Linked DNA regions of Homo sapiens: region 2 is linked to region 1. A link is a loop called in an ENCODE intact Hi-C map of the cell type or tissue named here. Cell type or tissue: mammary epithelial cell. All regions are shown on one strand.

Region 1 (2,500 bases):
AAATGTGGGCCTGGGATCATATGGGCCCACCAAATCTTGCTCTGTATGGCCTGTGTGAACTTCGCAAGTCACCGCCTCCCTGAACCTTAGTTTCCTCATGTGTAAAATGGGGGAGATAACAATTTTTACTTTTCAAGATTGTTTTGAGGCTTACAGGTAACGTATCAACATATGAAGCTTCTCATATATCAGTAGTTAATACTGTTGCATGGCAAATTTCCTTCAAGTTTAATCCTGTGTAGTCAGGCCTGTGATTCTAAGAGTCTGTTGATTGGATGACTCTGAAGCAGCTTTGTTAATAGTGTGGACAATTTGCATGAAGCTTTTTATCATTTAATGATCTATGTTAATTTACTTTGGACTTATTTCTCGTTTCACTTGAAAAGCTTTATTTTATATTTGGTGATATAAAATAATGTTTTAATGATTGGCTTATAGTCTTTATTACATTTCCCCCCACTCAATTTTTCTTTCTTTCTTTCTTTCTTTCTTTTTTTTTTTTTTTTTTGAGACAGAGTTTCACTCTTGTTGCCCAGGCTGGAGTGCAATGGTGTGATCTCAGCTCACTGCAACCTCCACCTCCTGAGTTCAAGCGAATCTCCTGCCTCAGCCTCCCGAGTAGCTGGGATTACAGGCGCCCACCACCACGCCCAGCTAATTTTTTGTATTTTCAGTAGAGACGGGGTTTCACCATGTTGGCCAGGCTGGTCTTGAACTCCTGACCTCAAGTGATCCACCTGCCTTAGCCTCCAAAAGTGCTGGGATTACAGGCGTGAGCCACCGCGCCCAGCGCACCCCGGCCCCCCACCCCCCCAACACTCAATTTTTCTACTTAAAAACTCTTGGAATGTAGCCTTTAAGACATGAATGGTTTTTGTTTGTAATTGCAATGTGGTGTGGGTAGGATGTATAGGGAAATTTGTTGGGAATTTATTTGGACTACTTTCAAAGAATATTTCAGTTAAATTTCTACTCTCCCTCATGTGACCTACGCTTGTTAACACAGACGAGGCTTTAATTCTTTGCTGTGGGAAGTGGCCTGTGCACTGTAGGAGGTTTGGCAGCATCCCTGGCCTCTACCCACTAGATGGCAGTAGCACTCCCCAGTTGTGACACTCAGAAATGACTACAGAAATTGCAAATGAGTCACTTCTTGGGCTTTTGGCTAAGATCAAATGTAGAAATTGCCATATGACCCAGATGGACAAATCACCTCCAGTTGAGAACCACTGACATAGACAGCACTCCACAAAAAGCAGAACTTTTAGGCTAAAGATGGTTTTATTTTAACGTGATTGTGTTAAGTTGACAGTTTCAGGATGTGAAATATTGTTCATTCATCTATAGCTAGAGATCAAGCTTGGGCTTCGAAGCTTGGGCCTTCCCCAATAATGGCCCAACCTAAAATTTTAGACCCTATAATACTCCTCCACCTCCCATCCTTCCACATCCCATTTGTAAGCCCGATTAGATGACTCACTGTTTCTACTATATCCCCATACCGCGACTTTCACCTTTACCTCCACTATCCAGAGAGTCAAATCTTACTTATTGGTTAAGGCCTTACTAAATGGGCAAATTTTCCCTGAAGCCCTCCCAGATCCTTCTGTTAGAAGGGATAGCTTCTGCCTCAAAACATGAAACTTCTTCAACTATACCCATCTTGTTCCTCCTTAATTATTTTCTAACTTTCATGCAATTTGAAAGTCCTCTGCCTCCACTTCTAAACTCATGAGTGCACTCACTATTTTAATATCCTTTCAGCTAGGCAATGTGTTGTGGAGGAGAAAGTTATGCTTTTGATTTAAGGCACTCCTAAATCTCATGCGCCCCTCTAATGGTGCACAGATGTTTTCTAGAGAAAGTCCTCATCCCCATTACACAATGGCATATATTATTAGCTTATCTGGTTGACAGGAATAGAACACAGGTAAGGTTCACTTTATCTGGAGAGGGCAAACCCAAGTAGGAGGCCTCAGCAAGAGTTCCTGGAGAACAAGTGATCATCAGGACCTTCACTAACCATGAGGGCACAGTTCATCTTTAAATATCTGAATGGCTGGTATGCGAAGAAGAAATTTTGAAAACATGAATTTCTTAAATAATTAACAAATACAACTGAACATTCTAAAGGTACAAAGAGAAAAAAAGGGTTCAGCGAAAACCAATAATCTTGTCCACAACTTTCCCTTGTCACCCGCTAACCTTCCCTAGAGGTCACATTACAAGTTTCTTGGGGATCCTTTCAGAGATAATCCAGGCAAGTCTATGAATAAAGGTGTAAATGGAAACAACCCAAGTGTCCACCAATGGATGACCGGATAACAAAATGTGGTCTATCCATACAATAGAATATCCATACGATACAATAGAATATTAGTCAGGCATATAAAGAAATATATATGCTACAAACTGAATGAACCTTGAAAACATTATGCTAAGTGAAAGAGACCAACCACAAAAGGCCACATACCATATGATTCCTTTTATATAAAATAGT
Region 2 (2,500 bases), 200 kb after region 1:
GCAATTTCACATATGGGAGCTTCATAACTTATTAGTAACCATGGTAATGATGACAAATAAAGCAGTTCAATCATTCTGAATATGTTACTATTTACTTCCAAACGTTCAGAGTTTAGAGCATGTAGATTTAAAAGTTCAGATTACTGTTGCCATGAGCCACACAAAAGGGCACTGAGTCTCCTGAGATGGGAAAACGAAATTGATTTCTCCGTGTTTTTTATACTCCACAACACTCTTGAAAAGCACTTTCTGGGCACATAACTATGGATCTACTGCTCTGGGGTAAACAGAATATGAGATCACATGAAAAGAAAACACATGTGTCGTTCTTTTGATTCATGCAAGATCCCTTAAGTTCACTAGATTCGTATAAATACGTGGGCGTATGTAGGCTCCATTCACCTCCAATAAAGCAAGAGGTGGAGATGACCAATGTTTCTTTTAAAATTGACCCTGGTTATTTTGTTTCATTATCAAAAACAGAAATTTAGTAAATATATAGCTCCTAAAATTAGTAAACTGTAAAACCATCTCAAATGTGACATTATTCTGTATATTTTTATTGGATTTTCAGAAATGTTATCTGGCTGTGACACATTAAAAGAAATCAATTAAAACTTTTAATAATTGAACATAGAAACTTTGTATAAGATTTTAAAACTTCACACTTTTTGCTGCTGGGCATGGTGGCTCATGCCTGTAATCCCAGCACTTTGGGAGGGCGAGGCAAGCAGATTGCTTGAGTCCAAGAGTTCAAGACAGGCCTGGACAACATGGCGAAACCCCCTCTCTACAAAAAGTACAAAAATTAGCCAGGCTTGGTGGCATGCACCTGTGGTCCCAGCAACTTGGAAGGCTGAGGCAGGAGGATCACCTGAGCCCAGGGAGGTTGAGGCTGCAGTGAGCCATGATTGTGCCACCACACTCCAGTCTGTGTGACAGAGCGAGACTCTGTCTCAAAAAATAAAAAAAACAAAAACCAAAAACAAAACACACACACACACACACACACACACACACACACACACACACAAACCCCTTTGGAAGTTTTAATATCTTAATTAAATGGCTCTACTCAATGATTTCCTAAATGTTGTAGAATTTTAATAAATGACATCCTTCCTTGTTTAAATTGTAATGAAATGGATATACTATATATAATAAACAATATCAAGATGTTTGTATTATTAATAATTTATACAATGTTTTCAGTATAATTAGGCAACAAAAATAATTTTATTCTCTTTAAATTGTCAGTGTTAAGATACATGGAGAGACAAAGTATTTTTGTCTATTGTGTGTAAGTTCTATTTTAACTCAGTGGTTTTCAATTGGGGGTGATTTTGTGCTCCAGAGACACTTGGCAACGTCTGGTGACATTTTTAGTCATCATGAATGGCAGATGAGAGGATTCTACTGGCATCTAGTGGGTAGAGGCCAGGGATGCTGCAAAACACCCCCACAAACTTTAAAAATGTCATTTAGGTAACTCTTTTCTTCTTGTAGTTGAGTTAATGGAAATAACCCACACAAGGAAGAACAGAAGAAAAAAGGGAGACAAGTGTGTGTGTGTGTGTGTGTGTGTGTGTGTGTGTGTGTGTGTGTGTGTGTGTGTGTGTGGTTTCTCTAAGGCTAAGAATGTAAAAATATATACATTGCAATGCATTTCATGGTACTTAATTTCCAGTCACAAGCTTATTAGAACTTCAGTTTATGATTCAAATTAGTCAACTCAGTTTTCTTAAACTATCATATTCATGGGCTACGAGAAATGCAAAAATGAACCAAATATAGTCTCTGCCCTTCAGGAACTTACAATTTTGTAGGACACAAAAGTAAATCACGATGGCAATAGATGCACATACAATTGTGAACAAAATGCTATAGGAACACTGGAGAAAAAGAGGATAAAAAGTTACTGGATTTGACAAGTCAATTATAAAACTGTTAACAAAAGAAAAATAGAAGAAAGGTTTCTCAATGATAATCAAGATAGACCTGGAACAATGGCAAGATGTTTAAAGATAAAACATGAAAGCCCACAGGATACAAGTTAAGGAAATCTGAAAACAAACACAAAGGACAGATACAGGATATGGCCAACAGCAGGGACTTGCTGGTAGAGTGGTTCAGAGGAAGATGGGGGAGAGAGCATCAGTGTAGATGCATCTGAAAAGCCAAGTTGGGTTCTGATCTTAGAGGTCAGAGAGTCTGGATTCTCCAACAATGGTCCTGAGAGGCTAATGAAGATTTCAATGTGGGAATGGGTTCATTGTAAATGACACAGAGAAGGACAATGGGAGATGGGAAGGACATTCCCTGACAGTGAGTTTCCAATGTGCCCTTTATTTACTAATCACAGGCTGTTGGACTGGCAGCCCACTACGTGCCCATGACTACAAAAAACAGGAAATTATTTTTCATTGGCCATCTTAATAAAAAGATAAATGAGCTTATTTTAATAATAATTTTAGAATATAGAACAGATGATGTTACAATC

What was found. A loop is a pair of places that touch in the nucleus more often than their neighbours do. Peaks named below come from ENCODE experiments on the same cell type or tissue, not always from the same donor. Only the 100,000 strongest peaks of a DNase experiment are listed, where the experiment ranks them.
Region 2: a loop joins it to region 1, with 12 times the contacts of the local background. A loop is called at or near these places in 5 of 110 quality-filtered maps.

Annotation. Positions count from the first base shown.
Region 1 is chrX:15,470,111-15,472,610 of GRCh38, forward strand. All of the region lies in intron 3 of PIR (pirin), which reads right to left. All of the region lies in intron 2 of PIR-FIGF (PIR-FIGF readthrough), which reads right to left. Among named protein-coding and RNA genes, the nearest start is that of PIR-FIGF, 20 kb to the right of the region's middle. In mammary epithelial cell, a CTCF peak has its summit at 1,082 (motif pointing right); a DNase peak (open chromatin) is centred at 1,101; H3K27ac peaks cover 972 bases.
Region 2 is chrX:15,669,319-15,671,818 of GRCh38, forward strand. It overlaps a transcript of CLTRN not described here. Among named protein-coding and RNA genes, the nearest start is that of CA5BP1-CA5B, 4.9 kb to the right of the region's middle. In mammary epithelial cell, a CTCF peak has its summit at 1,415 (motif pointing left); no DNase peak of the experiment used is centred here.